2 separate regions of the Mus musculus genome follow, and region 1 is linked to region 2. The links are chromatin loops, found by intact Hi-C in ENCODE. Cell type or tissue: left cerebral cortex. All regions are shown on one strand. Each heading gives the region's core, and the rest is flanking DNA. Links, peaks and the distances in the headings are about the cores only.

Region 1 (16,250 bases), core at 3,580-11,579, 67 kb before region 2:
ACAGCATCACTTGCTAAAATATAAGTGAATTTTTATTTTTCCCAGGTCTGGATTCCAAATCTTGGAGGATACGAAGGAGGGAATTTTCAGGTTACTCTGAAATCTAGTGTTCAAGATGAAATAGGCATTTTATACTCATCTCTTTGTGCCCCAAGCACACAAGATTTTACAAGAACCCTTCTAGGAAACTGGGGTGAATTCTGCCTCCTAAGTTTCCTTACCACAGCAATTTTGAATCTCCAAAAGCAGGAGTTTAGAAACTTCTTTGTGTGTGTGTGTGTGTGTGTGTGTGTGTGTGTGTGTGTGTAAAAGTGGCCACAGAGGCCCATGAGAATCCCTAAACAACACAGACTATTGCTATTGCTCTTGGTGCTTACGACAAGTAGATGGCAAGACCCCACAGCACATACTTTGGTTGTAGGACATAGAGCAGTCGAGCTGGACCTGGGCCAGAAGCTTTTCACAGTGCTGGAAGGTACTGCTCAGGCTCCTGGAGGATAAAAGGTATCAGCAGTCTTACCCAGCTATGGACCTTGTGTGCTACAATACTGGACTATTTGGAAATATATGTCCACTGGCACACTACGGGATCAACTGTTACAAACTTGAGGTGTGGTATTGTAAACCTAGTCAAAAGGTTGTGACTTGGCGAGTCATGTGTCCTACTGAGGAAGCTACCACTGTTGTCTTACTAAACAGACCTGCTGTGCTAGTCAACGTGCCTTCTCAATTCACTCTTTGTGTTCATGCCCATAGAGCAGTGCTGTGCTCAGCGTTGGTTGGAGAAGCTTCTTCTTCTCTTTCTCCTCCTCCTCCTCCTTCTTCTTTTTCTTCTCATTCTCTTCTCTTCTTCCTTCTCCTCTTTCTTTCTCTCCCCTAACCCCCAGTGGCAGAAACATGTAAATCATCAAAGGGCTGATAAGTAGTGACTGTCAAATGCTCATCACTAAATGGGACATCGAAATCACACCCTTAAAGGTTCAGGAAACATCTCAGAGGAGAGAGTGGAAAGAAGGTAAGAGTTAGAGAAAGGTCTGGAGTGTTGTGGAGCACCGTCTTCTGGGAATGAAAGAGCAATTGCTCTCATGAGTTGGCAGAAGCCGTGATTACCAGCACAAGGCTTGTACAAGATTGGGTCCTTTAGCATTCTAGTATGGTTTGGAGAAAGACTCTTCAGGCCCTCTCTCTTCCTGGGGATCTATATATAGGTGGTCAACTATTGCTGGGGGAGGAGTCAACTCATGAGGCCCCATTTTTCTCAGATGAGCTAATGGTTGCTTGGGGAAGACATTTTCTCCAGTGATGTAGCTACTGGTTGTCCATGCTTTTCTAAATAACTCCTCACCCATACTCCTGTATGTAACTAATTAGACTCTCTGGACCACCAGTAAAAAGGACATGAGAGCAGGAGGAGGAGGAGCTGGGAAGAGGACGGGACTCAGTGGGAGCAGAGGGGCACAGGAGAGTGACAGTGGATGAATACGATCAACATACATTAGACATGTGGATGAAAACGTCCCGTGAAACCCATCGTCATGGAAACTGACAAGGCATCCCATCATTATTCCAGTGGGAATAACCGGTATTTGAGGACTTGAAATACATAGAACAGAGTAGCATGTGATACACAGTAAGCACTCAGTGAATTGTATGTCCCTGCAAAACAAAGCCAAATCCCAGGCCTTTAACAGTCATCTTGAGTCATGTTTATGAGAACTCAAAAGCACAGGAATAACCCCTTAAACGCATGCAAATATTTCACTTTAATAATGCTTCTCTTTCACAAATACATCCCTTTCCAACTTTGTAAATGGGCAGCTTATACTCACATACTCCCTGAATTCCTTTATTCTTTTCACCTTCTCTTCCCATATCAATGTCTTAAAAGGGTTTTTTAAAATCTTATTTATTATTTAGAATTTTACATCCTAAACCTGCATCTTTGAGAACAACTTTCTTCCCCCCCCCCATTTCCCCTCTCCTCCCCTTCTCCATCCCCGTCCCTCCCGCCCCCCTTCTTTAAATTGAGTGTAATAATTTTTCTACTGCCCTGAAGCAGGCTTTCTTATGAGTCGATTTAGCTTCATATTCATTTGGACATGGAACTACTTTGCAGATATCCTGCTCTGCCTGTTCACTGCATGACTGTCAGCTACGGGGGGGTGGGGGGGTGGGGGGGTGGGGGGGGCGGATAACAAGGATCCAGCTTCCATTTCTTGTGTAATTTCTCTACTGAGCCCAGAAGATTGACTAAGACGGAATGGTGTAAGGTATGCTTCATGCAGGGGTGCTTAATAAATATTTTAAAACAGTATTAGAGTGTTGAATAAATTTGACAGCAGTGCTGTTGCTCATCACTTCAGTGCCAACACTTTCTAGGCCCTGTCACTGCCTAGCAACCACTCCCCCCACATACCTACATGTCCCCGGAAGTTTGAGCCAAGTTGAAGCTCTTTTTTGATCTAGCTTTCCTTGTTGGTGTTATTGTTTCCATTGTTGCCTCCTGAGGAGTGTTTTATGGGAAGCTAAGGACCCTGCTGTGTGCCTTGAAGTTGATCTTTCCCCTTAGTGATAGTGTGTGGGGGTGGGGGTGGGGGAGTGAGGAGTGTGAGTGGGAGGGAGTAAGGAGGGGTGGTGACAGGGGGTGGAGCATTGGAGGGGGGATGGGAGCGGGAGGTGCAGAGATGCTGAGAGCTGCATGTTACCTTCATTTACTCTCCAAATCATCTTTCCTGTTCTTATTCTCTTGAAACAGAGGTTTGTGGTGTACCCCAGGCCGGCCTTGAGCTCAGAGCTCCTGCCTCAGCCTCCCAAGGGTTTGCGGGAATGCACTGTTATTCTGCTTGTTACTTTCCTATCTGAAAGGATGTCTTTTACTTTCAGCACCTGAGGAGTGCTGAGGATTTAAGAGAGGTGTTTTTGTTTTGTTTTGTTTGCATTTTCACTAAGGTATTTACTCAGGAGTTTCATTCTTTATTATTTTCTGATCTACTACAGCCAGGTAAAACTTGCTCTGTAACCCCACTCTCCTTTTAAACAGTATTTTATGTCTTCAAAAGATAAGCTTATACTTAGGTGGTGAAGAACCAGTCTGCCTCCATCTTAGGTTTAAAAGCCATCTGATAGTAAAGACAAACTAAGTTAAACAAATTAACTTGATGAATTAAAGCTGTTAATTAATCAAAGATTGGGCTATGCCCCACCTGTAACCTTAACTACAAATGGTTCTGTACTGCCTGTTCCAGGAATAGCACTCACATTTTTGTTTCAAAAAGTTAATGTTTATCTTGCAAAAGGTTTGTATGGGTACCTTGTATGACTACCTGCTGTTATGACTGCCTTTGTGTCTTTGTTTCAGGAGACTAACTTATTATGCCTATATTCTGCTCCTGTAACTCCTATTTTGCCACAAATCCCCCATTTAGAACTCCTCTACCTCTGAGCTATAAAAGCCTTCCTCACATCCAATGAACCTTGCCTTAGGAGGAGGCAGGGGGAGGCAGCTCGTGTACAGGAATAAAAACCTGACTTTAATTAATCTGGACGAGATGATCTGAGTCGGTGGTCTTTCTCCTCCCATCTTTGGGGTTAACAGTGGATTGGTCCTAAAGTGGTAACCTTTAGAAAGCTTATTCTCTTTTTTGTTTGGGGTGGGGCGTAGCTAGGGAAATGTTTGAAAAGCAATTTCATTGTTTTCAATGTCTCATTTAATTCCAACAACCTTGCTAGGAGTGCAGAGTCAAGGTCATTTCTCCAGGGTAAGAAAAAGGAAATTTGGGAGACACTAATGACCTTGACTAATGACAAGGTCACCCAGGTTGGAAGAACCCACCCTGGACTGTAGGACTTCAGGAGTCACAGACAACCCAGTTTCCCAGTCTCCTCTAGTCTACTCAACTTCAGGAAATCAGTTCTGCAAACAAGTAGTAGCACAGAGAGAAAAGGAGTTTACCACCAGACAAGAGGAGGCAAAACGAGAAGCAGTGCGCACGCGCAGAATACGCGGGACGAGGGCGTGAAGGAGGATTGGCAAAGGCTCCACCCAGCCTCGAACCCCACCCCTCTCCCGCCCCTTCCTGCCAGAGCGCCTTGTGCGCGCGCAGGCGCACTTCCTGAGCCTGAAGGTCAGACTCGAGAGGGCAGCCCTCATATCCGCGCAGGCGCAGATGTGCGCCGGGAGTCAAGATGTCGGGTTCCAAGTATAAGCCTGCGCCCCTGGCCACTCTCCCCAGTACCCTCGACCCTGCCGAGTATGACGTGTCTCCGGAGACCAGAAGGGCGCAGGTCGAGCGCTTGAGCATAAGGGCCCGGCTTAAACGGGAGTATCTGCTTCAGTACAACGACCCCAAACGCGTGTCGCACATCGTGAGTGGGGCCGGGCGGGACTGTGGGCCGGGGCAGCCGCATCTCGCGTGGGCACACGCGGGGCCGCCCAGCTCCCTCCGTGTGCTGGACACCGGCCCCGAGCCGCACAGCCCTTGGCCCTTCAACTTCGGCCTTCGGCTCAGTGGTCAAAGGGATCGGACGGCTTCCCCCTTGGTTTAGAGAAACTTGTTCCACTCTGCATAGTCTCGGCTTTCTTGTCTGAAACATGGCCATAATATGGTCCTTCATATCTTTTGAGGCAGATTAACACATGACTGACTAATCTAGCACAGTATCTTCCTCGAAAAGGGCGTGCTCAAGCCCGGTTCTCCCAAGTGTACTGCATAAAAAGCTGTTTTGTGCCATTCAGCTCCTAACTCTCAAGGACACTTCTTTCTTTCTCTTGAGAATAGGGGTTGTTCAAATGAAGTGTGTTATAGAAGCTGAGGCTTTGATGCATTCGGCTTTGGAAGCAGACCTCATGGCCCCATATAATAACCAACTATGATCCCTGGGCAATTTACGTAATCCCTCTCAAACCATAGCTTTTTTGTGTTCTCGTGGAAAATGGTGTGCATCCGTCAGATTTGTGAAATCAAACAAGAAAGTACGTAGCATTACTATGTATGTAACATACATCACTAAAAAAATATTTTGGCAAGTGTGCTTTTAGACAGTTTCTTCTGTAAAAGCTGTCTAAATATCTCAAATGGGATTTTTTTTTAAATAAAGATTTTCCAACAATTGCATACATATTCTCTATCATTTTTGAAAGTTAGAACAACCAAGGGAAAGTTACACAAAGTGGTCAGGTTCAATGCTAGTCTCCAGGTGGCTCAGAATGCCAGGTCCTCCAGCCACAGCCTCACATACTGGGGTTACTGCCACTTGAAACCCATGCCTGGTCTGAAAGACATTTAAAAAAATTAAATGTCGCAGTCATTCACAGAGGTTACTGTGTTAGTCTCTTGGCTTTCTAGATGAGACTGTATGGACAGTGACACCCAGAAACAGGTCACACACCCTAGTCTGTGTGACTTATATTACCTTCTGCACAGATAGAGTATCCTCAAGCAGACCTTTGTTTACATGGTGAAAGAGATACACCTGTTCTATACTATAAGCTAGATAGCATGGGATTGTTACTATTTTTTTTTTTTTTTCAGACAGGGTCTGAATATACAGCAGCCCTGGCTGTCCTGGAAATCAGTATGTAGAACAGGCTGGCCTTGAACTCACAGAGATCAACCTGCCTCCGCTTTGTGAGTGCTCACATTAAAGGCATGAACCACAACACGGGGCCTGTTTGTTTGTTTAACTTTTTAAAAGTAACTAGAGTAAGGCCTCAGTCAGATGTGAAGTTTGAACCCCCAGTCGTCTGTTTTTTGATCTCTGTAACCCAGGGAAGTTTCCATTTCGCATCTCTAATAGAAATAGAGACACCTGCCTCCTTAGCTGCCCCATTAATCGTTTACCAGCCAAAACTTGTGCACCCTTTGTCTAGTCTTTAGGGGTAACTAATTAGGTCAAAAATAACTGCTCAGGACCTATTATGAGACGAAGATGCTGAGTTGAGAGTACAAAGCCAGCTGGAAGTCCCTGGCCTTGTAGAGCTACCTGTGTTTGGAATGGGGATGACAAATACTAAGTGCGTTAGAAATCTGAATCATTTGGTGTTTGAGCCGGTGGTGAGTGGTACAGAAAATAAGGGTGGGGTCAACCCTGCGTGCACCAGGGAAGGAAGCACCTGTTTGGAACAGGGCTTTGGGCATCTTGTTTTTGTTTGTTTGTTTTGTAGTGTTTGGGATCAAATCCATGGTCTCACATGGGAGGGAAGCGCTCACCACTGAGCCACAATCCCATTCTTGGAGCATGACATTTAAGTAAGGATCTGAAAGAAGTGAACCAAAGGAGTTAGCTTGAGGGAAAGGGAAAGAGTGTGCCAATTAGAAGACACTGTAGGTACAAGACCAGCTCTAGCATTTAATATATCTCAAACTATACCAGAGAGCTATTTCAAAATATGTTAGCAGACCTAGTACTCAGGAGGTGGAGCCAAGTTTCATTTTATGTCCTTATAACATGATTGCCTTTTTAAAAATAACATCTTTATTAATTGTGTTATTTTATTTTATATTAGATGCATTGGTGAGAATTACATAGAATGTATTTCGATGATGAAGTTTTGTTTCTTATGAGACTGTTATGGATAAAATAGTGGGGGGTACAGTGACAAACCGAAGTCAAAGAGATCCCTGCGACTTGATCACATGGACCTTGTATGACATTGTAAAGATCTCTACTGAGGAGGCAGTCACATAACGGAGACTTAACAAAATCTCTCAAGTTTGTTTCCTCAAGAATTGTCTGGGAGGAAGTGAGGGCAGAGAGGGAGGAGCTAGGAGGCCTCTGCAGCAGTTAAATCTCTGTAGTAGTTAAATCTCGCAGTTAATGGGCTCTGTGACAGTAGTTGTGAGATGGCAAGGTGTGGTGAGAATAGGATGGGCGGTATTAAAAGCAGATCCAGCCGGCTTCAGCAGGGTGCAACTGTCTGGTGTAGGAGACAAGGGGAGGATGGTTCCAAGGTCAACAGGAATGTGATAGGAACACACGTGGTGGTGGACTGAAAGGAATATTGGCAGATCAGTTTATGGTACTTTTAGGACTCCTGGGTAGATGTTGTGTTTAACATGGAGGTCTAGGGCTAGAGGTAGGCTGTTGGTAGCCATGCCCATATGGGCTTAAAGTCATGTGACCAGATGACCTCTTTCATGGAGTGAACTTATGTAAGAGAGCCCAGCAAAAGTTAAAGCCCGATGTTAAAACACTGAAAAACAACAGAAGGAAAAGAGCAAAAGAGATGAAGAGAGAATGGGCAGAGAGGAAGGAAGCCAAACAGAGATGGACTCGGGAAGTACAGAGGAAAGTGTGAGGCTTTCCCACACCAGAGGCTGCTGGCATTTCACTGGACATTGAGTGGTGACATGGAAAGCTGCCTCAACCCCCTCCCCCATTTACTTAATTCATTTGTTTGGTTTGTTTTTTAAAATAAGTTTTTTTTTAAATGTTTATGTTTGGCTTTTTAAATTTTTGTTTATTTATTTAATGTATGAGTGCTCTGCTGCATATACATCCTCAGACCAAAAGAGGGCATCAGATCCCTTTAAAGATGGTTGTGAGCCACCATGTGGTTGCTGGGAATTGAACTCAGGACCTCTGGAAGAGCAGTTCATGCTCTTAACTGCTGAGCCATGTCACCAGCCCTACTTAATTCATTTGTATGAGTGTTTTGTCTACATTTCTGTATGTGTACCACATATGCCTGATGCCAGAAGAGGCGAGAAGTAGACATTGGATCATTTGGAACTAGACTTAGGGATGGTGGTGAGCCACCAGGTGGGCTCTGAGAACTGAACCCAGGTCCTTTTCAAGAGCAACAACTAACCACTCTTAACCACTGAGCCATCTCTTCAGCTTTTTCCTCTGGTTTTGGTCATGAAGTTACTGGTATTTTGTGAAATGAAATGTCTATTCCAGAGACAGATCTGGAAGCTATTAAAGTGCAGACTAGTGAGTGACTGGTGACTTGAGAGGTCTCATTGTGTGGCATTCAGATGCATTTCATCTCTGGCCTTGCTCTGCTTGTCCGGTTACTATTATGCGACCATACTGTTCATTTCTAGAGCAGCAGGAGGTTAGGTTTAGACTTCTCTGACTGGTAGTGAACTGATCACCTTTGCAGTTGAGGGATTTCAACCTGATTGAAAGGCTGACTGCATCTCCATCAAGGCTCCCTTACCTTCGAGCTATAGCTGGTCACCTCAGGGTCGAATTGCTGTAATTCAGCTTAGTTTGAAATGTAAATGTCGAAGTTATTTCAGTCTTGCCAATCATGGCTGCTTGGTGTTGGTTAAGACCTTAGATGTTCATGCTGCATACTGAAGACTAAAGCTGATTTTATTTGCTTATTTTAATCTGCCAGTTAATTGGCGAGAATAATTTTGTAGAATCATTTGGGGATTTAGCTAATTAAGTTTAATTATGTGTTTGGGGTAGATTTTCTATTCTTAGGAGATTATTTTAGTATAAATATATTAAATTACTTTTTTCTTAGCCAAGATAAGCTGATTTTTTTTTTACAATTTTGACCTTTTGACCTTTTTTTTTCCCCAAGACTTTAGTAGTGTGGAAGGTAACAGTTTGCTTTTCAAACACCAGCCAAGTTAGTTTAGAAACTTAGGGTTCATGGCGAGAGGTATAGCTCAGTGTTAGGGCTCATGCCTTATTTACATAATGCCCCTGGTTTGATCTTCTGAACCAAAAGAAAGCAAAAACATATAATTCAGAGTTAGGGTAAGCCTGCTTTCATCTTCCTGCAACTGACTTAGCAGGGAAGGCCGCTTGTGACAGCGTTAGAAAGGATGCTAGAAGCAAAATAGGAAGCTTGATAGAGCATCTGAGATCTCTCTTCATCTGGGCTGTGGGGTGGGTCTCATGGCCACTTCCAAGAGAGATAGGAGGTTAAGTCTGTGGGACATTTAAAAGTGATGAATCGGGAGAGGTGGCTTCTCGGATAGTTTAAAATTAGGAATCTTACATTGGAAATAGAAAGCTAGAGGGGAGAAAAGAATCTTTAAATCACGCAGAATTTGAACAGGATCATCAGAAAGTTGTGCATACCTATGATCCCAGCACTTGGGAAGCTGAGACACAGGAGGGTTGTCATGAGTTTGAGGCCAGCTTGAGCTATAGGTTAGCCAAGGCTACAGAGCAAGACCGTATTTAATAAAAACCAAAACCAAAAGAAAAGGGAAAAAAGGAGGGGGGGGGAATAAAGTTTCTGAATAGTAGAACCAGTCAGGTGGGAGTCATGGCACAGTCCTGTGATTCCAGACTTGGGAGGGGGAGATCAGAAAGCCTGGGTTCAAGGTTGGTGGGCTCCTTCACAGCAGCCCCGGTGAATTCTCCCTCAGCGTGGCCTCCTTAAGGTTGACGAGTCTGTGTTTGTGTTCCTTTCAGGAGGATCCTGCCTTGATTCGCTGGACCTATGCAAGATCAGCAAATATTTATCCTAATTTCAGGCCCACTCCCAAGAACTCACTTTTAGGAGCTGTGGCAGGGTTTGGGCCCCTCATCTTCTGGTATTATGTTTTCAAAACAGACAGGGTAAGTATTAGGGCTAGATGTTTAGCTGGTTTGAGAAGTCCCTCCTAGGTGCCCCCAGCAGTTCCTAGTGGTGATGGCTCCCAGTGTCTCTTTTGGTCACATGTCTTTATTCCTTTCTCGGAAAAGTTGGAGTTTTCATTTGATTTGATACTTTGTTTTAAAAAAATCAACAACATGGCAGCCTATGGCTCTTTCAGGTTTAATTTAATGGTGACTTTGCAGTTTATAAAAAGTAACAGAAGGGTCAGTTTAAATTTATGAGAGTAGAGTTCAGTTCATGAGTCTTCCTGGGTTTTTTTTCCCAGATAATATGAGAAATTGTAATGTGATGATTAAGCAAGTAAATACCGTAACAACTTTTTAAAAGTTAATTTTCTCATTAGAGGGTATATAGAAACTTGATTTTACTAAGACAGGATTGAGATCTCCCTATGTCACCCAGGCCAGTCTCAAATTTCCAGCCTCCTGAGCACTGGGATTACAGGAATGAGTGACCCTGTCTGGGTTAAAGCTGAACTTGTTTTGTGTCTGACCTTCGGATACCCTGGAGTCCTTTAGCTTTGCTGGTGCATTTGTTAGAGATGGTGTGTATTGGATGAGCGTTAGCAGAACATATGGCTCACTTAGCTCTGTTGCTGAGCTCTGCATGTTAGTTACTCTTCAAACACACGAAACCCCAACAACGGAAGCAGGGGTAACATGCCAGTTGCTGTCTTCAGAGGCCTGGCTGCGTGGTCCCAGAGAAGGCTGCTCCATTCCCGTTCCTGGCACAGTCCAGCGCTTGTGTAGCCATGTAGACTAGAGGCCAGCCGCCTCCTCTTCGTGAGCTCTTATCTTTTGGTTGGTACATCAGCATGCGTTTCCAGAAGTTGTGTGCATTTACTTTTGCTGTCTGCTTTTGAAGCTAGGCATGGTAGCTCATACCTGTAATCCTAGCCCTGGGGAGGCTGAGGCTGGTGGAGCACCATGAGTTTGAGGCCAGCTACGTTAACAACTGAGTTCCAGGCTAGCCTTGGCTGTAGGTTGGGATTCTGCCTCAAAACAAGACAGAAATGATTTCTGCTTAAGAATGGGGAAGTTCCTTTCTGACCACTAAAGAATAGCTAAGGTACTTTTGAATGATGCATTTTCTTACCGTCCTAACTTTAGCTCCTTATTACTTCCTCGAAGTCCTTGGGCTTTAGGAGATGGGCTTACAGTTACGTTTTTATTCCTGATTTGCCGTTATTCCATTGTACTCGTAAGAATGACTTGCTTGCTAATATTTTATCTCTTTTTGTTTTCATCTATACAGGACAGAAAGGAAAGACTTATCCAGGAAGGAAAACTGGACAGAAAATTTAACATCTCCTACTAAGTTCGGCAAGGATGACTATTCTTGCATAAATAAATCTCCTATTAATTAATCACCGAACAGTTTCTTTTTCTTGGATTTATTGCCGAAGCATGTTAATACCTTAGAAAACAGAAGCAAAGGTCGGCTTGTGCTGGGAACCTGTGTGTGAGAATAATGGTCAGTGAAGACACATTTGTTTATTCATTGCATCTGTTAGTCAGCAACGGAGTGTTACCTGTGGCCAGCTGGGGTGCGCCCTGAGGGGACAGTAGTCAGAGTCGGAAAGCACAGCTCAGAGAACCCTGAGCAGCTCAGTGTCTGCACCTTTCCTGCCTGAGTCCTTGCGCGTCTCCAGCCTTCTGTGTGAGCACAGCAGAAGGTGGCAGCGAGCGTGACACACATTGCAGATCCTTGGGAACGTGAGCTGCTGCTGAGGCGCTAGCTCTCTCTGAGAGGCTCGGAGCCGACAGACATTCAGTTTGGTCTCTGAAGTCCCCGAGGCTGACAGGCCAAGCTGGAACGGGAAAGAGCAAGGCCTGCCGGGTTTGTCTGACCCTGCTGCCTCTGGAGTAAGAAAGTGAGGATGGCGAGATCACGCTGAGGAACAGAAGGATGGCAGCTAAGGGCACAGGCTGGAAAGCCGGCCTGCAGTAAAAGCTAGCTGGGAGTTAGCAGCTAGAATTCTGGTCTCCATTTTCTTTTTATAGCATGGAGATAGCAATGCCTTTCACCTCATAAAGCCATGAGGATAAAAATGAAATAGTATGAACCAATAAAAACCACCGCTATCCTCCCTGTAGTTCAGTTTGGAACTGGTGGGTTTCATCCACAGCGATAGTAAAGTTGAGCCTGGTTGGGCAGCATGCTGTCTGAACTGATTTACATATGTGTTTGGTCTTAGCTTTGAAAGCATATGCAACTAATCTCTCATCTGTTCCCAGCATTAGCCTCCATTACCACAGACAGCAAAGCCTGAAAGGCGGGCCTGGGAAGAGGGAGAGGCTCCCATAGCATTCTGAAGACCTCTGTACACAGAATTTCCCCTTCAAACATGGGAAAAGGCAAATGTCCTATCTCCATGGTCAAGAGTTACCCAGGCGATACCTGTGTACATCTCAGGTGCCTCAGAATGACCGGCTGAGCCCTTCCTACACGGCGGAGGAAGGCATTAGGGCATACAGCAAGGGCAGTATGGTGCTAAGCCAAGTATTAGCAGCAGTGCGACTGAGGATGGGAGGTGGCTCAAGAAGTATACCATTTCATCGTCGGCACCGTGCCGATCTCTAACCTGCACACATTAAACAGCATAAAACTACCAAACAGTATAGGAGGGGTAGCCATGGTCCACACTGCTACAGCTGGCTGTGGGGCTGTGGTCGTCTCAGTCCTGCTTCCTAGATGTCCCTTCGTTGGCCATCACTTTAAATGGGGATTACTTGACTGATGGAGTCACTGGCACCTTTGTTTCTAAAGCCAGGGCTATACAGAGAAACCCTGTCTCGAAAAACCAAAAAAAAAAAAAAAAAGACAGTCTTAGATACTCTAGATCACTGTCGTGATCAAATGGCTACAGGTGCTTTGAGATGGAAGCACCAAGATATTCTAGTGAGTGCCCTGGGCTCCCAACAACCCTCAGTTGTATGGCAATAACGCCAGTGCCCTTGTGGCCACATACCAGTGTTGCCAGTTATGAATCAGGCTGGCAAAGTGCAAACCTTTTTGGTTGACTGACTCCCAGGTACAAAAACCCAAGTGACCTGAATATAAGTGAAGTGTCTAGATTACAGTTTCCCTGGAGGGATACTTGTCCCTGTCCCCCACAGTGGATCAGGGTATCTTACTCATCAAAGCCTAGATTGGGCCAGTGGGTGGGGGGATGGAGTGGGTAAGGCACTTGCCACCACGACTGAAACCCATATGGTTGAAGGAGAAAACTGAGTCCTACAAATTTTCGATACGTGTGAGGTGCAGCACACCACTTGCCTACAAGCACACAAATTTAAAAGAGAAACCTAAATTTGGGGATCAAGGATATAGCTCAGTGGTAGAACGCTTGCCCAGCATATGAGAGGCACTGGGTTTGATGCCCAGCTCTAGGTAGGAGAAAAGTAAACCCAATGTATAGGGAAAGAAAGCGCGTGTTCCATCCCATCACTAGGAGGGCAGAAAGGACCAGTCCTACTGCTGGTCGCTCCACCCAGGAAGGCTAGCCGTGGCACTGTTTCCGACCTCTGCTTCACAGGATTACTACAGCATTGATCGTGTGTGTCAACCTCTGGGATGCTGTCGGCAAGCTGACACGGTAGCTAACCTTTAATAGGTCTTGCTGCTGTTCACTTGCATCCTAGCTCTGTGGTGGGCACCTCCCCACACACCTCAGACTATCACTGGGGCCCCACAGTCATTGACAATGAAAGGCTCTGCATCTCATATGGAGATGATCTTACCCTACAGCTGTCTCATTTCTCACGGCCTAGAATACCTGACAGTGTAAGGGAGGGAAGATGTATTTTGGCTCATGGTTCACTCCACGGGGGAGGGGTGCTCAGAACAGTCTAGAGCAGATCATATCATGGCAGCCAGGACACAAAGCAAGATGATGCACCTAGTGGGTTTTTTTTTTTTTTTCTGTTCCTTTTGTACTGCATCTAGACCCCAGCCTGAGGCGGCTGCCATTCCTGCTCAGGGCAGGTCTTCCCACCTCATTAATCTGGAAACGTCTTCACAGGCACACCTGTGTATGCTTTAGTAGTGTGCTAGGCACTTCTCAAACAATCAAGATGACACAATCAAAATCAATCCTTGCAAGGCTGGAGAGTGAGTTCAGTCAATAACAAGCATACTGTGTAGGCATGAGGACCTGGGTTTGATCCCTGAACCCACTTAGAAAGCCAGAGGTGGTGCAATGTTAGTAATCCCAGCTCTGGGGAGGCAGAGACGGGTCCCTGGGGCTTACCACCCAGCCACCCTGACCTAACCTAATCAGGACCTCCTGGCAGGTGAGAGACCCTGACTCCAAAGCCAAGGGGGTTAGCGCCTGAAGAACAACATCCAAGGTTCTCTGGCCTCATCCATGCACACTCTAATGCACGTGCATCTGTGCACAAATATGTGTGCATGTGAACACACACACATATACACACGGGGAGATTATGGGACCTGGAATAATAAGGAGCCCGATCAATTAGCAAACAGTTTGGGGTCAGAAGTCACCGAAGGTGTGAGAAATGATTCAGAGGGTCAAGCCTGGAAGACATAAGAAGTAGTTGTTGTGATGGAAGAAAGCTTTCGTGAAGAATGCGATTCTGCAAACATGGGCCTGCAAGCCGCTTTAGACCTACAGGTGCAGGTAGGGATTGCTTGACTCATGTGATGCTTATTCTCAATTTACATGTCATTCCTAACTTGTCCCTGCCCTCCCCCCACAACAGCTCTCTGTCCCTACCTCCCCTTAATGTTCCTCCCTCCATTTTCCTTCAGTGCTGGGAACTGAACCTAGGGTCTTTGCACATGCTAAGCAAGACTCTAACATTAACTTCTATCTACAGTCCTACCGCCCTTTTACTTCTTATGAGACAGGGGGTCTCATTAAATTGCCCAGGTTAACCTTGAATTTGCAATCACCCCGCTCAACCTCTTGTGTAGTCTGGATTACAGGCCTGAGCTATATCAGATCAGGCTGCTATTCTTGATTTTTGTTTTGGTGGTTCTGAACTTGAACCCAGAGGCCAAGCATGCTAGGAATACACAGAACTACATTGCCGGCCTGAAGGTATTCCCTTCCTTAGGACCTCCTTTCTCTTTGACAGAGTCTTACTATGTAGTCCATTCTGGACTCACACTTGAAATCTTCCTGCCTATGGCTTCCAAGTGATGGGATTAACACCATGCCCATGGCCACTAAAGGCTATTGTAATTGTTCTCCAGATTATAATGGGCTATGCAGACTTGTTCTCATCGGTTTTTTGTTGTTGTTGTTGTTGTTGTTGTTTTTTGTTTTGTTTTGTTTTGTTTTGTTTTGTTTTTTGTGTGTGTCTTGACTAAAGCCAGTTATTTTTTCCTTTCTTATTTTAATTAGGTATTTTCTTCATTTACATTTCCAATGCTACCCCAAAAGTCCCTCATACTCCCCCCCACTCCCCTACCACCCCCCACTTCCACTTCTTGGCCCTGGTGTTCCCCTGTACTGAGGCATATAAACTTTGCAAGACCAATGGGCCTCTCTTTTCACTGATGGCCGACTAGGCCATCTTCTGATACATATGCAGCTAAAGACACGAGCTCCGAGGGGTACTGATTAGTTCATATTGTTGTTCCACCTATAGGGTTGCAGACCCCTTTAGCTCCTTGGGTACTTTCTCTAGCTCCTCCTTTGGGGGCCCTGTGATCCATCTAATAGCTGACTGTGAGCATCCATTTTTGTGTTTGCTAGGCCCCGGCATAGCCTCACAAGAGACAGCTATATCAAGGTCCTTTCAGCAAAATCTTGCTAGTGTGTGCAATGGTGTCAGCGTTTGGAGACTGATTATGGGATGGATCCCCAGGTATGGCAGTCTCTAGATGGTTCATCCTTTCGTCTCAGTTCCAAACTTTGTCTCTGTAACTCCTTCCATGGGTGTTTTGTTCCCAATTCTAAGAAGGGGCAAAGTGTCCACACTTTGGTCTTCGTTCTTCTTGAGTTTCATGTGTTTTGCAAATTGTATCTTGTATCTTGGGTATTCTAAGTTTCTGTCTTGTTCTCATCTTATTAGGCAGCAAAGATAGAAGAAACTCTACTTCTTAGTCAGGGTTTCTATTCCTGCACAAACATCATGACCAAGAAGCAAGTTGGGGAGGAAAGGGTTTATTCAGCTTACAATTCCATACTGCTGTTTATCACCAAGGAAGTCAGGACTGGAAATCAAACAGGTCAGGAAGCAGGAGCTGATGCAGAGGCCATGGAGGGATATTCTTTACTGGCTTGCTTCCCCTGGCTTGCTCAGCCTGCTCTCTTATAGAACCAAGACTACCAGCCCAGAGATGGTCCCACCCACAAAGGGATCTCCCCCCTTGATCACTAATTGAGAAAATGCCTTACAGTTGGATCTCATGGAGGCATTTCCTCAACTGAAGCTCCTTTTTCTGTGATAACTCCAGCTGTGTCCAGTTGACACAAAACTAGCCAGTACACATTGCTATGAAAAGTCACCATGACTAAGGCAACTTTTATAAAGAAAAGCATTTGATTGGGGCTGGTTTACAATGTCAGAGGTTCAGTCCATTATTATCATGGTGGGAAGCATGGCAGAGTGCAGGTAGACACAGTGCCAGAGGTGTAGAGGTTTCTCCATCTTGATTCAAAGGCAGCTAGAAGGAGGCCCTCTTCGCCAGACAGTCAGGAAGA
Region 2 (16,250 bases), core at 4,126-12,125:
AGGGAAAACCTGTTGTGCTCAACAGGCTCCGGTCCGAACTCAAGAGTGAAAATTGCTTGGATAGACACTGAGTATCTGAGCCATAAATAGGCTAGATTTGTTCCATGCTTGTCTGATTCCTCCAGCTCTTGATGCAATGACCTCAGACGCTGGACTCACTAAGCCCTTCCAACTCCCAAGAATCTGTGGACTGAGCACGTGTGTATGTCTTAGCATTGACTGTATGATTCAACTTCCCAGGCCAATTCTCTTCATCTTCATCTCCTAGGATTGTTAGGACTGCAAGCCACCTACCTAAGATGCCTGGCACATAGTAGGCACTCACTTACTGGACAATTATTGAACTGCTCATTCTTAATCATCTGGGTTTTTACCACAATTTAAACGTTTCCACATCTGCTGTCTCAGGGTTAGGTGGCACCTCTAATACTCCTAGTGCTTTGGGGCACTGAGGAGTGACTAGCTGAGAACTTCAAGCTGACCCGCCCATACATGGGGCGGGACATACTTTTCTGTTAGAGGTCTGAATGTTTTTAGAAAACTCTTGTGCATACCTTTAGGGAGAGTTGTAAGCAGATGGGTGAGCCATGCCTAGTGTCCCTTATTTTTCAACTGAGCTTATAAAACTCCCCAGGCTACACTACATTGCCCTGGACAGAGATTTAATTCTGTTGCAGGGAATGTTGCCAGTTCCTTAATGAAATGCCAGCAGCTCCTTTTCAGCCTCCTGGAACAGAGCTCAGCTCCTGCTGGCTGAAGAGACTGCTGAATAATGGGGGCAGGCAGCAGATTCCAGAGACCAGGTGGCCTGTGTATAGATGGACTATGGAGTCAGAAACATAGGCATCAAGGCCAGGCGGTCATAAATTAGAATAGTTTGTAGGTTACCTTATCTTGTCTAGAGGAAGCGATTAGATAACGGTAGAAGCAACCTCTGATTACCTGTCTGATTTTGTTTTGTGTCTTGTTTGCTTGGTTGGTTTGGTGATTTGAGACACAGTACCAGGGTGGCCTCAGATTCTTCATTCTCCCACATCAGCCTTCCAAGTACTGGGATTACAGGTGTTCACAATAACCAGCTTAATCCTTGCTTTTTGGACAAATATAAGATTGTATCTCTTCCCCCATTCCTTCACCTACATTGTCTCTCAGGATCCAATTGACCAATGAAGGGAATCTGAAAGGGTAGACGCCCTGTTCAATACCATACAACTGTAGAAGAAGGAGCAAGGGCTTAATTGCAGGGGACCTGCTGCCTGCAGAGTGGAATCGTTGCATCATGAAGGGAAGCAAGGTTTAGCACCTATGGGGATCTTTGTGCTCACTGGCCCATCTGCTTCTCAGGAAGACTCCATTCAGTGGAGATAAACCCACTTCCTCCTTCTATCTAGGCAGCATAAGACCCACTCCAACTCTCCTTCAAACCTCCTAAGCCAACAACATCATTCTTTGTACAGACCTGCCCTGAAATCCCTACAATTAGATGTGATTAATTCAAATCACAACACTTAACTGCCTCCTGGGTCTTCAGCATCTGCATTCAACCTGCTGCATAGAAGCTGATTAGCGAGCAAGTTCACTGAGGTAGCCTTTAGGATTAGGGAGAGCACAGGATACGCCACACTATGCCATGACTGTGCTGGTTTCCAGGAAAGGCAAATTCCAAAGAGGAAAATCCTTATTAATTCAAGCCACAAGGGGCCATACTACATGACCTTTCAAGCACGTCAGCTTGGATTATCAATTTTCAGGCAAAGAACATAATGTTTCTAGCCAGCCAGGAAAAAATGTCTGAATCTTCTCTGACTATCATTTGAAGCTATAGAATCCTTAGAAGGAAGTCAGACTGTGGGGAACATTTCCTGTGGTGTTCTAGAGAACCTTTGTACTGGAACTGGACGTGCGTGCTTTTGGCCCCTGTACAGCTGTTCCTTAGCTTTCCTCTGCCAACCGCTCATTGGGAACAAGCCTGGATGCCCCTGATGTGACTCAGAACGCAGCTCACAAGGAGGACCTTGGGGCGACTGTGTCTGGGGAACCGTTCCCACAGACTGTAAGCCATAGCTGATCTCGCCGTCTACCTTCTCTTATTGGTGTTCCGTGGACAAGTGAAGGCTGATCCCGAGAGCTGCTCAGCGTAGAGGTTGTAGGGGCAGACCTGAGGATTATTCTAAAACAGAGGAGGCAACACATGGTATCATTGCAATGCCCAAAGCATCTTATCTTCCCATCAACCAGTATAGTGTGTGTGTGTGTGGGGGGGGGGGGGATCTCGGCCTGAATAGGGGAGGCTCTGGACCACTACACGTTACTATCCCCTGCAACCCATGTACAGTTGGAATACCTTTGTGACTTCCCCTGGTTAGAGAAGTAACACAGGCTTATTGTGGAAATTTTATATTATAAATGATGACACATTACCTTGCCAAACAAAGAAACTCAATGTCTGTATATTTCTTTCTGTTCTAACCTCAAAAAAAAAAAAAAATGAGGATCCCATGAGACATACAGGCTTAGAATAACCAGGATTTTTTTCTCTTGAAAAGGACATAATATATCATGAGCATTTCTTTTATTTTGTTTTGAGAGAGGTCTTGGTAGCCCAACTTGCTCTCAAATTTGAGCTTCCCCTGTTTCTGCCTCTGGAGTGCTGGGATTATTGGTGTAGGCCACTTTGCTCAGTCTATAAGTACTTTCCATATCATGAAATAACCACCCAAAACTTTTGAAACTAAACCTTTTTAGTGTAGTTTTTTACTACTCCAACTGTGCGTATATTTCTCAAGAAATTTAGTTTCTCATGTGGAGTTCACAGAGCTCCCAGGGGGGGGGGGAAAAATCCTAGACTTTGAGGTATATCCTGGAAGCCTTGTAGTTAATCTCACTAATTTGGATTGGATCCTTTGCTGTGACTAATTGCCGATGTAAATCCAGTTTTAATATTTTTATTGCTATTATGCTGTTACTCCGTTTTCCTAATGATCTTGGAAATGGGACAGTTCACCTGCTAAATTTGAAGAGAAGTATTGGGTGGAGTGATTGGGCCTAGAGGCGTGTCTTCTGGTTTGAAGCATACCACGTGTTCCGCTCATTCTTACCTGTCCTTTGGGCAGGGAACCTGGACAGCGAGGATCCTCTGAAGCACACTCATTCCCAAATCCAGAAATGTACTACATGTGACAGAGATACAAATTTCATTGTTACCGAGCTGTACTTATTTATTTGTGTAGGTGTGTGTGCACACTTGTGTTCACGAATACATGTTTACGCGTGTGTGTGTGTGGGGAGTGTGGGTGAAGCTGTGGTGTATGTGGAAGACCACAGTGATTTTGGGTATCTTCATTAACTGCTCTCCACCTTCAGAACTGGAGGCTCACCACCAGGCTGACTAGCCAGTTTGCTCCAGGACTCGCTGACTCTACATCTTCCAAGTTAGTGCTTTCTGAGAATCCAAACTCTGATCCTGACACCTGAGCTGCAAGTGATCAAGCCATATCCCCAGCCCTTTATAGGCTTTAGAGAGCATTTTTACAACACTGGCATTCTACAAAGGCAAGAATAGCCACAAGGGCATGTATCTGTGTATGATGTTCTCTGTATGTAATATCTGCTGGGTCTTGGCTGGTGAACCATTTAGGAAATAAATATGTGTTGCGTGCATTTTAAATATTTGCAGTTAAACCAGAGGAATGCTGGATATTTCACAGACTGTTCTACCCTTAACTGTTCCTGTCTGGTTTTATAAGCTTGCTTTTAATGATCCCATTTCAAGAATAAGCTCTTTAATTTTGGTCCTGTCTGAAAATTCCTGGGAGGGACATGGATTGGTCATCATTTTGACTCCAAATTAGCAGTAACTTGCTGGGTGTACATTGCAGCGCCTTTTCCTTTGCACACCCTAAAATAAAGAAACAAACAAGAAACTAAAACCTCAGACTGAAAGGAGGTATGGGGATTTATAGCAACAGGCACGTGTTTGTTAGAAAACTCCTTCCACAGGAGTCAACATCATCTGGGTTATCTATATAGTGTGTGTTTGGGGGGGTGGCATTGGGCTATACACAGACAGTCTGGTCTCCAGTTGAGCTGAGGTCTGAACCCTGGAGTGGTGATAATTCACCTACATGGCACGGTAGGTGTCCCCTCATGTATCCTGGAACTCAAGGCTCCTGTTACTGCCCCCACAGCCCCCACAGGAGAAGTGTGGCTAGTAGTCATGTAGACAATGTCCCAAGCTTCTGACCTTCAGGCTAGACTCCTCCCAGTTACCTAGCAACAGTAAAGATAACAGTCCACCATAAGAGGGGCTGCTTGGCCCCACCTCCCTCTCTTACTCTCTTATTCTCCTCATCCCCTCCTCACTCTCTCTTTCTCTCTAACCCCTTACTCTAGTCTTTCTTCTCTCTCTCCTTTCTCAAATTCTCTCCTCTTGGTCATGGCCAGTCTCTCTCTCTTTTATTTTTTCTCTTTCTCCCTGCCTTTCTACAATAAAGCTCTAAAACCATAGACTGTCTCTGTTCATCAAGGCCTGCTGCACTTGGATGATGGGATAGGCTTTCCTCTAATGAGCCATTTCTAGTCTCCCAATGGAAGGCCTTCCTGTGCTCCAGTCAAGGCATGGACTAAGGACTCTTGCCTTCCTGGGAACCCCTCTCCCTCAGCCCTTTCTCCCATAACCCCGGGGCTGAGGGTGTCACCCTGGGGCCCCAGGTTGGGGGCTGCCCCTTGTCTACCATCTCCCCCAACCCCCAGGAGAGTGGGGTCAGTGGTTTAGATGCCCACCTGGGCCGAGTGGAAAGCATCTGGCAGCCCTCCCACTTCCACCTGCCCAGAGCATAGGAGGAACTCTGGCTGGACATGGGCTATCCTCCCTCCCCCTCTTCCCCCTGCCCCCTTAGTTCCCAACATGTGTGTGTGTGTGTGTGTGTGTGTGTGTGTGTGTGATGTGTGTATTTGCATTTGTGTGTGTAGTGGCTATTCCTGGTTGTCAACTTGACAATATTTGGAATGAACTACAATCCGGAATTGGAAGGCTCACCAGTGACCCTTATCTGGAGGCTTGGAGATCCTTATCTGGATCTTGGTTTGAAGATCTTGAGCCATAGTGGCTATGGATTCCAGAAGATTGAATCTCCGAGTTTAAGGAACACACCTTTAATCTGGGCTACACCTTTCATCTGGGATTAAAGGTGTGGTGGAACACACCTTTAATCTGGGCTACACCTTCTGCTGGAGACAATATATGGACATTGGAAGAAGGGAGTCTAGCTCTAGCTCTAGCTCTTGCTCCTGCTCCTTCGCCTGCTTGCTGCGTGAGACTGAGTAACTGCTAGATCCTTGGACTTCCATTCACAGCTGCGACTGAATCATTGTTGGGAATTGGGCTGCCGACTGTAAGTCATCAATAAATTCCTTACTATCTAGAGACTATCCATAAGTTCTGTGACTCTAGAGAACCCTGACTAATACAGTGTGGATACAAGAAAAGAAGGGCTGAGTTAAGGACAGACAGAGAGGCTTTCAGGAGATATTCCAGCCTCCAGTCTTTTCAGAAAAATTCAGTGGAGCCTATTGTGGCTGCCATCTCTTAGGTTTAGAACACAGAGGGGGAAATTAAGTTTCTCAACAAGATAACTTACAGCATCCCTTGAAAAATTTAAAACTTCTATGGTAAAGACTGCTTTATTGATGGTAATTGATAAAGATCTCAGTTATCGGGTTAATGGTCCATAGACCACCGAACTAGGGACCATGTAACTGCTAGTTTGAGTGAAGTCATTCCTGTTTCTTGGGAAATGAGTGCACAGCTGATATTTATATGCTGGCCTACAAACTGTGAGAGCCATGGTGGCTCGATATGTCAGTTGCCCCAAGCCTTAGATGCATCAGAATCCCATTAGCCTCCTTGAACGTCTTAATTCCCTCTCTGGAAATTTATTTACGAAATGGTTGCATGAAATCATGCTTATGATCCTTTGGGCAATTTGAGGATGAGCAGCAGATTCCATAGCGTCTTGACCCAGTTACTGCTCATCCATTGTGACCCCAGACTCATTCCTGCAATGCTTAGCACACCGGACTGGGCTATCCTCCCTCCCCCCTCTTCCCCTATTCCCCCCTTAGTTCCCAACATGTGTGTGTGTGTGTGTGTGTGTGTGTGTGTATGTGTGTGTGATGTGTGTATTATTACCCCTGTGTACCTTGTGTCTCGGCCCATGGAAGTTATCCAGTGAGCATCTGTGGGGAGTTTCTCACACAGGAGGTATGCATGATTGCCATGGTGACTGGGACTCGAACTCCCTTTGCTCTAACTTAAACAGGAGTTGATTTTAGCCTAAGATAAGGAGAGCGCAGCCTTACTGGGTGAGTGAAATATCACCATATGAGCACAGTTCTTTAAGAGATATAAGGAGGATGGGTGTGGGTGGAGGGTAGGCCCTTCAAAGTTCTCGGCAGCAAGCACAAGAATGAGCTGGATGTAACGGACTTGGATGTGTGAGCGACGATCAGGCCAGCAGTGTCTATATTTGGAAAGACTATGAAATGTTATGACCTAGAAAGCAATGGGAGTGAAATTATTCATTTGCCATCAGACACAGTTTTTTGGGGGCGGGGATGGGGAAGGGGGTGTTGCTTGGGGTTGAACTTGAGGCCTCATATGCATACGTGCTTTGCCACTGAGCAATATCTCTCAACCCCTACGTTTTTTTTTTTTTAATCTCTCTGAAAATTTATCAGACCCCCCCCCCCCCAACTGTGAGTTCTATTATAATGAGATTTGTTCCAAGCTGCATGCAGTTTGGAATTATAGCTTTGGGGTAATGGCAGAGACCATCCGCTACCCTGAACCTCCACTGAGTACAATTTTCTTCTCTCAAAATGAGCCTCATGCTCACCACCAACAGGACTGAATTCGAGCTGCTGAGACTCAGTAATGACCTCAAATTATCTTCAGTTCTGTGAACAGAATTGTAGATCAGCGGCGACAGAAGCCGCGGAGGATGACAGAGCCCTCTCTTTTGTTGGGCGGCGGCTTTGTTCCTATCCGCAGGGAAGAAGGGAGGTTTGAGCGCTGTCCGGGCCAGCTGAGCTTTCTGGCAGGCTGGGGTGGATTTTACTGATTAACCTTGCCTGCTCTTTGGAACCGCTGGCCTCTGAACAGAGGTTAGAGGCGCGTTCGAAACGAAGAAAACGAGAGTTAGTGATTCTAAAGCATTTGATTAAGGCTGTCCTCTAAGGAAAAAGGAAAAGAATACAGAAAGAACAGCTGTCGGTTGGGAAGGCAGCCACCCAAAGCTCTGAGGGGAAGAGTTTAGGGGAGGAAGGGAAGGTGGGACGGAGCAATTTTGAATCCTTGTTCCCCCTGCCTCCTGGAAGTGCACTAGCTTAAAAAGCAGGTGGCAGCTGCTGAGTCACCATTAGATGGTCGGTCTTCCTAACCCTCCAGGAGCAAAATTAGAGAGGCGTCTGTAAGAGCTTTTAGATGAGGCTTTTTGCCGCCGGAGGCTTCGCAGTGGAGGGAGCTGTGTTTTGCAGCTGCTGTCTCAAGGCTTCGGAGTCCAAGGACAGAATCTGAACTCTGGGTTTATCAGCTGTGAAACCCAAGCTGCACTCCAGCTGCCTCTGGGCTTATGTAAAGATGCACTTTCCGCAACAAAACAAAACAAAACAAAACAAAACCCTGACATTAAGCGAGCGTGTTTATGTTTCCTTCAGCTCAGATTCCTGAATAATTTGATGCTATATAAAAATACGATCTTTTTTCTTCCCAAGAGAATCATATGCACACTTGCTAAATGAAAGAATGCATTTCAGGGGCCCACGTGGCTTGGGTACATTCACTTCTTTAGCAGTTCACTGGCACACAGCTTTTCCATTCTCCCCTGGTCCCCAGGATGTGATGTACTTAGCAGACTCATTTAAAGAGGTTCGAAGTCAGGTTCCAGGTAACACCTGAGGGGGGGAGCACATGGGCACCTTGTTTCCTTTTACTGGGTGTTCTGGAAATAGAGACAAGCATGGGGGCGGGAGGTAGAGAGGAGGGGGGCAAGCCTAGGGCTCCTCTTAAAAAAAAAACTGAAAGGATCTATGTCTTCTGCTAACTAGGTTCTTAGGGAAATTTGAACGTTGCTGTTGCAGGCTGAGTAATGGTGTGAAATGATCATTGTGTCTTATTTTTTTAATGCCTGAAACTAAGAGTCAGGCTTTGAGTAGACTTATATTTAAATAGGCCTAGAACTTTGAAACCTCAACCTCCTGACAAACCATCCTCAAGACGCTTAGTTAACAATGAACCAGGAGCCAAGTGGGTGGCTCAGCCGGTGATCTCTGTACTTGGGAGGTGCAAGAAGAAAAGGGACAGGTCATTCCTCTCCACAATGAGCTCAGGGCCATCCTGCGCTACCCAACACCTTGTTTGGGACTAAAGACAAAAAATGAGACAAAAGGACCAGCCAAGGGACTTGGGGCTCACAATTGTCAGGTAAAGGAAACAAAGCAGAGTTTAAACTGGCCAGAAAGCTAAGAGGTCAGTTAGTGACAGTAAAGTCAAGTACCTGTCCCTAGAAGGTAAATTCATGGTCAAAGACGTAGTTAGCCATCTCATCTCAAATACCTTTCCCTGAGTATGGGGCTGCGCAGAACAGCCTTTGAGTGTGAAGTTTAGAAAGTATCTTCTCACAGCTAATTCTATCTTCCTGGGTTGGCCTGAGGAGGAAGAGCAGACATTTTTCCCTGGAGGCTCATGTCATGGGGTCAAATGCAGTTTTCATGCCCATGTCACTAAGAACCTGACTAGAGGCAGCCAGTTCTTCCCCTGGTCTCTGTCACCCTTGTTACTCTGTCTTCTCTGGTCTCCATTCTTTGAGAAGGAGTCTAAGGAAGGGCTCCCTGACCTCTGGCTGCCTCACCCAAGGCCTGAGGTAGTTTTCCAGTTGTTCCAACATAACTTGGAATGAACTTGGAAAGGTGAACAGATGTATTCCTTTTGCAGATAGAAATACAGAAGCAGCTTTGGGGGTGGTGAGATTCTAGATTGAGTGCACTCGAAATGTAATCTCACATGTTTTGTTAGGACCAAGGTAGAAGGTAATCTACAGAGATCTGAAGATAAAGGAGGGGCTTTGAAGATAAAGGAGGGGCTGAGAGCCAAGAAATGTGGACTCTTTAGAAACTGAAACCAGAGAAATCTTCAGAGCCCCCCAGACAAGCACAACCATGCTCACAGTTTGAGGCTGGCCCCGGTGGGACTGATTTCAAATATCTATTTTCCCAAAGTGCAGGAAGAGTGTGCTGTTTTAACCCAGTAAGTTTATGGCAATTTGGTGTAACCCAACAGGAAACCATAGGTCAATGGGTCCTCTCACAGTAAGAATCATTTCAGACCCAATCTAGTGAGTCAAGGGTTTGCTGGTGGGGCCCGAAGTCCACATGTGAAACCAGCTTTTTATTTGAGGAATGGTCAAACAGAAGTGATGTAGTCCAGAATGTAACAAATTCATTTTAAACATGATGCAATTGTTTTAGCTTTTGACTTTTCTTTCTCTAGCTGTGATTTTATGTAAATATGATTTCACGAGAGGTTGACATAGCCATTGAAATGATGGAAGGAATGAAAGATGCTAAATTTTTATAATGTTTATTGATTGGGATGGGTCTGCTTTGATCTGGCTTTCTGTATTTAGATTTCTGACCTCTGAAATAACCTTTCCTTATGGAGATTAGACAGCAGGCTGGGCAAGCCTTTGAAACTGAGAACAAAGGCCAGCATGCCATTTGCATGTGGTAGCGTTTGCATAATAAGTTGCTTAAAAATTGCGGCAGGACAGGATTTTAGATATGATTTATTTATAAATGGTAAGGATGTTTCCTCCCTTGATGAACTTCCTCTTAGGATTTCCATCAGAAAACAAAAACTATTATGAATTCTCCTTCCTCCACATCTTCAACTGGCATAATGGTCCCCATTATCTATGCCCACTTCCCCCTCGATTCTCATCTACATATCGGTCCCCTCTTGGGCACCTCCATCCGTGCAGCAGCTCCAAGACAGCTGAAATACTAGGTTCCTGGGATTCACAGATCTTTCTGTGTATTATGCATCTTCACACAGGCCTTTCCTCTGGTCTAACTAATCCTTTGTCACTTCACCCAGTAACAGCTTCTTTTGAGAAGTTTTTCCCTTCCCAGGCTGTGTTGACTGCTGTGTCACAAACTAACACTGAATGAAAGCTAACTCTAAATCTGATGTGAAAACAAAGGAGAAAAACTCCTTATTCGGGAGTTTAGCACCTTCACGGTATCTACTAATTAGGGACCCTCTAGGTTTACCATCCCAGCCTTTACTGAAAGGCTTCCTGGCCATGTTCAATTCCTGCCTGCCCTACTCAGCTTGAGCCAATGTGCCAGGGCATTCTAGTTATGGTCGTATACATTGAGCACTAGGAAGAGTTTTAGACACTGGGGACACACTTCTTTTCCCTGACCCAAAGGTCCAACCTAGCAGGTGCCACCAACCCTCTTTTGGGGGCCTGCAATTCAAACTCTTGACTTCTACTACGGCCTCCACCATTTACCAGTAGGGACCTTGGATGAGTCCCCTTGTCTCTATGAACCTTGCTTTCCTTATTGGTTTAAAATAGAAAAAAAAAAAAAAAAAAGCATGTACTCACTAGGTTTAGAATGCTAATGGACCCTTAAAACACCTAGCACATGTAGCACGTGGCCTACTAATTCTTCTCAATGGCACGCTAAATAAAAAGTACTGTCTAAAGCTGAGTCTGGACTACCAAATGGCTAAGTAGATGAAGCACACTGAGCTGGCTGGCATGAAGCAGTCCAGGAGGGTGCAGCCGCAAGGATGATAGAGAGCAGTGGGCAAGGAGACCCAGGGAGAAATGCATGCATCCATTTAGAAGGTGAGCTCTTAATAGGTTCTCAGATCCACACGACAATATTAGGACTTAACAAAGGCAAGGATGCTACTGCTTTTTGTCACCTCTTGCTTGTCACCTCAGCTCAATCACATCTACTACCATTGTGGTGCAGTATCTGATCACGGGGTTTAGGCTGAGCTCCTTCGTGTATGTGTGTGTGTGTGTGTGTGTGTGTGTGTGTGTGTGTGTGTACATTAACATGAGCCTACAGAAGCCACAGGGCTAGAAGAGGGTGTCAGAGCCCCTGGACCTGGAGTGTGAACTGCTGAATGGGTTCTGGGAACTGAACTCAGGTCTTCTGGAAGAGCAGAGAGTATTTTAACCACCAAGCCATCTCTATAGCCCCCAACCCACAAGTCTTTTTCAACTCTGACACCAGGAAACCCCACACATTCTTGCTGAAGAAGGCTAATAGACCTGTCAGACATCTCTTCATTCCAGCTCTTCCATCCTTCCTTCCTTTCTCCCCATTTCTTTTCTGTCCTTTCTTTTTCTAGTGTTGGGGCTTGATGTTCCGTCCAGGTTAAGTGACACCCCTCCCCTAGAACACTCTCCTGTCTTAATCCAAATCCAGCCAGATGGTTTCTTACCTTTAACTCTGCCATTTCCCTTCTGCTGGAGGGAGACCCAGGCCAAGGAGTTTGTGAGGTACCAATGTTCCCGTGTCTCTTTAAAACTCCTCTCTGGACGGATGTTGTTGATTTTTACCAGTTCTCTGTGTTTCCTTGGTCGGGAGGTCACTCAGGGCAGAGTTGCTTAACTGACACACAAGTTAGAAACTAGTTAGAAAGTCCAATGTGCTTACATCGAAATTCTTGCACAACCTTTTTTTTTTTTCTTTTTTTTAACCCCAGGTCATTTCTGAGAGCTCCCTCCACCTCCCCAGGAACTGGTCTCTTTCACCTGATATAAACATTGACCAATTATTTGTTCCACTTTAAGGAAGTCTTTTTTTCCCCAAAGGCAGAGGATGTAAAGCTATCTAAGAGTTAGCACCTGCCAGATGTAACAGAGAATTCTCTCTTAGTCCTGACTCAGGTCAGGAAGGTGCAGGGCCAGTATCCAGTGCCCATGGAAAAAAACCTGCAATGTGCTTTGACCTGGTGCAAGCAGCCCGAAGAAGGGCACAAGGACTGGATGCTCTCTGCCACTGTCTCCTGTGCATGAGCTCAGCTCCCAGATCATGAACTGCTGACAGCCTCATGTTGGTTGCATTTAAAGTAAACTGGGATGTTTGCTGTCACTTGTTTTGAATGTGTTCAGTATGCTTACAATTCTTTAGCCATTTGTTTGCTAATGCCTTTACTCCTCTGAAGGCAGACTGCTGTCCAGCTGTCTTCTGAACTCCCTTGTCCCTTATCTTAGCCATTCATGGCTATCACTGGACAGTAGCAACTTTATGACTGGTGGTGTTCAAGGAAGGAAACGTATACGGAGAGACTAGTCTAGGCCAGATTTCCCCCACAGACATTACCTCATTTAATTCCACAAAAACAATTTTGCAAAGTAGGTTTTATTATTCCAAACTCAGATTCGACAGCACAGGAAGGAAATACAGCTGAGTCAGTCAACTTAGCTGATTCTCCAGCAGCTAAATCCTAATTTGTAAACAAATGGGCAAAAAGAAGAGAATGATAAATCAGACTTTTGCAACTAGAGGGTTCTGATAGTAAAGGGCTTATTGATCTGTAAGAGTTAAAGGACCCATCTTGGAACAGAGTCCCCAGTACAGGAATGACACCACTAGAGAGTAGCTAGAGCATTGTTCCTGCTTTACAATAAAATCTGGAGTTAAAGAAATAGGAAGCATTCACACTGAGCCTATAGATAAGAAGGGCAGGACATACAAGGCCACAGAGACTACCAATTGGTTGATTGGTTAGTTCCAAAATCAGATGTAGAGTACCACTGAAGGCCGATCTTCAGCATACAGAAGGGGAGTATGAAAGTGGTTTTCTTTGCTGATTAATCTTGAAGTTTGAGCTTAAATGGCTTCCTTTTACCTCTTTACTTTTCTGTTCTCTGGCATGTAACTTCTTACTGTAGGACACCTCAGGATGGAGGGAAGGAAGAAAGAGAGAGAAGGAATGAAGGAGGGAGGGAGGAAGGAAAGAGAGGAAGGAGTAAAGGAGGGGGTGGAGCGAGAAACCATCATAGTAACTACAAACATTGCCTAGATTCTCCCTTATGTGCCCCTTGAACACAACTTTACTGTTCCCTCTGTCAATAGCATCTTTAGCTGGCCACAGTGGCATACACCTGCCACCCCAGCGCTTGGGAGGCTGAAGCAAGAAGATTTTGAGTTCAAGGCCAGCCTGAACAACACAGTGAGACTCACTATAAAAAGAGTCAAGAGATGGAGCCTTTTTCTTCTCTGCATCTTGGTAAACATGATGTTGAAAAACATAACACAGTGACTTGAAAAATTGCACAGATATGTGTATATTTCCTGCTACCTCAGACTAATATGTAAAGAGGTGGAACTAGCTTCCAGGGGCCAGGCAGCAGCTCCACAGCCCATCCTATCTGCCACGTGTGGTTGAGGCAATCCAGGTACCAGATGGCTGCAGACATGTAATTGATTCCAGGTGAGACCAAAAGAACCATGAGGTAAACCCAGCCCAGTTCGGTGGCTGAAAGACTTGGGAAGAAACAGAATGGCATACCCTACATTAATGAGTTTGGGAGTGGTTGATTAACAGTATAGATAATTTAACCATACAGCTAAAAATTATATGTTCAGGTCTAAAATGGATCCAGACTGCCTATCTGAGTTCATGTCTTTAGATTGTGGGACTAAGCAACCTTCAGAGCTCAGGACTGTGGCATACTGTAGTTGCAATGCGATGGTTTGCTTGTGAATGAGGTTTTCCACATGGAGGGCCAGCCCCGTGGGCATGTTAAGAGAAATAAGGGATGTACGTACAAACTCGTGGACTAATTTCTGGCAGGCAGCTTACAGGGAACCACAGTGCACGGATATATGACATTATATGGCATATAAACTCTGGGTTTTATATACAAACTTAGTAGTGGATGGAGACCCCTGTATTATTGAGGCTAACTATACAGTACACAGACTTGAAACATAGTAGATTCAAGGAAAGGAATTCTTGCATGCCTGAGTTTATGAGAACCTTGGAGCTTCATTACCTACTGCTAACTTTCTCTGGTGGTTAAAAAGACAACACACAGGAGCCTATGAGTGACAGGGAACAGCCTCGGTGCTGTGCTTTTCTACAGTGCCTGCTTGAAGGCAGGTTTATGTGTTTCACAGCCGAGTGTGGTGGCACATGCCTTTTAACCCCAGCACTTGGGAGGCAGAGGCAGGCGGATTTCTGAGTTTGAAGCCAGCCTGGTCTACAGAGTGAGTTCCAGGACAGCCAGGGCTACACAGAGAAACTCTGTCTTGAAAAACCCTATATAAATATTAATAAGTAAAATTTTAAAAAAAGTGTTTCCCTGCGTGAAAGACAAAAGGAATCAGAAAAGCCTGGCTGGATAAGATTTGATTTAGGTTTCTGGAAATGTTTAAATCAAGATTAACCTATTAATACGATTTAGGAAGTTCTCCTATGTAGGCTAACTTAATTTCCTTCCTTTTCTACTTTTATAACAATGATTCAATAAATTATTTGCTTTGCAATTACTATGTCAGGTATTGTGAGGTAAACATACAGCGGATGAGAATAATGAAAACAAAACAAAACAAAACACAGGTATGGATGACCTTGATTCTTTGTGTAATGGCTTGCCATTTTAATTAACCGAAGCAAATATATATATATATTTGACAGAGAAATGGAGGGTCAGTACACTGTATGTGGGGCAGAAATGGAGGGGCAGTGTGTGTGGGGCAGTGTGGCTGAACTTAGGAGTGGGTTGTGTCTCCTACTGAGAAGCCTTCCAGGAACAGGAGTGTTTGGGCAGATTCTTGAAGCAGAGGACACAGAGGTTAGCTGTATAGGAGAGCCACTTTTAATAACACACCCAGCGGAAGGATGACACTGTCAATGTTGGGGATATGTGAGCCAAGAAGCAAGATTTGAAGCTCGCAGGCATCCCCTTGCTTTCTCATCTAGCAGGTTGGAACGGCACTCTCCCTGGAAGATCCCCAAGAAAAGGTCTAAAGGAAAGCATCAAAAGCAAGCATTCTAAATGGTGCTGAGGATGTCATCCGAGAGACTTGGAAGACTGAATCAGGTGGTTCGCTTTAACCTAGGCTCCAGAGGCTGGCTTTGGGCAACACAGTGTGACCCCTGACCCAGAAAAACAACAAAAACCAACCCCCAAACCCTCAGCCTTCTCCCCTGCCCCCAACTGCACTTTCAGAATCGTCACAGCATGTGATCCCAGGCTGTAAGGTTCTTCTTTAGGTTAGTGGCCAGAAACATGACCTCTTTGGATAACTTGTTAAATATGAGGCACACAATTTACAGAAATATTCAGTGGATTTTATTTTATTTTTTTGCTGAGGTGGTTGTCACAGTGCAGCTATGGAGTCTAAGGACACCCTAAGGAGGTGGTTCTCAACCGGTGGTAGTGACCCATTTGGGGGGCCATAGGACCCTTTCACAAGGGGTCTCATATTAGATATCCTGCATATCAGATATTTACATTATGACCTTAACAGTAGCAACATTACAGTGAAATAGCAATGAAATAATTTTGTGTTTGGGGGTCACCACAACATGAGGAACTGTATTAAAGGGTCACAGCATCAGGAAGGTTAAAAAGCACTGGCCTAAGGCATGTTCTCTCCTTCTACCATGCGGGTCCTGAGATCAAATTCCATTGTCAGGCTTGGCAGCAAGAACCTTTACCTGTTAAGCCACCGTAGCAGCTCTGAAAATACTTACCCTTACATCTGAAATTGCGAGATTGTATCATTTAATCTTGGTTTTTTTTTTGTGCTTTTACACATTAAAAATTTTGCTCACATGAAAATAGATATTAATGCAAGCAATTTTTTATTCACTTCTGAACTCAAAAATCAGTCATTTACTATTAAGTATTACCTCTAATGATCTATAATTCAACACCTTAGGTTTTTGTGTGTGTGTGTTGAAAGGGAATAATTGGAGGCTTGATTGGAAAGGCTTCATCTCCCAGCTCCTGGAGCCATGTACTTTACTGAATATTACACATTGTCTGTTTATAGCCAATTTTAAAATACTTTGTTATGTGCTTTGCTAGACTAAGAGAAAAGCTTTGTCATGAAAGAATGTGACAAAGTCTTGGTTATTTTTTTCCTTTGTGTTGACATATTAATTATACATAATAATGGGCTTCACTGTGTTATCTTCATACATGAAT

What was found. Peaks named below come from ENCODE experiments on the same cell type or tissue, not always from the same donor. Only the 100,000 strongest peaks of a DNase experiment are listed, where the experiment ranks them.
Region 1: a loop joins it to region 2, with 4 times the contacts of the local background. A loop is called at or near these places in 3 of 42 quality-filtered maps.

The regions. Positions count from the first base shown.
Region 1 is chr16:37,642,295-37,658,544 of GRCm38, reverse strand. Ndufb4 (NADH:ubiquinone oxidoreductase subunit B4) reads left to right here and starts at 4,177. Exons shown (of 3, transcript NM_026610.1): 1 at 4,177-4,365; 2 at 9,385-9,531; 3 at 10,826-10,943. The coding sequence starts at 4,186. The coding sequence ends at 10,888. In left cerebral cortex, for the core only: a CTCF peak has its summit at 7,499 (motif pointing right); DNase peaks (open chromatin) are centred at 4,064, 4,668, 10,248 and 11,257; H3K4me3 peaks cover 1,883 bases; H3K27ac peaks cover 3,804 bases.
Region 2 is chr16:37,575,611-37,591,860 of GRCm38, reverse strand. It overlaps Hgd (homogentisate 1, 2-dioxygenase), which reads right to left and starts at 11,708. Exons shown (of 14, transcript NM_013547.3): 1 at 11,525-11,708; 2 at 3,099-3,170; 3 at 2,082-2,170. The coding sequence starts at 11,539. In left cerebral cortex, for the core only: no CTCF peak of the experiment used is centred there; DNase peaks (open chromatin) are centred at 6,450, 7,056, 7,389 and 7,792; H3K4me3 peaks cover 545 bases; H3K27ac peaks cover 2,613 bases.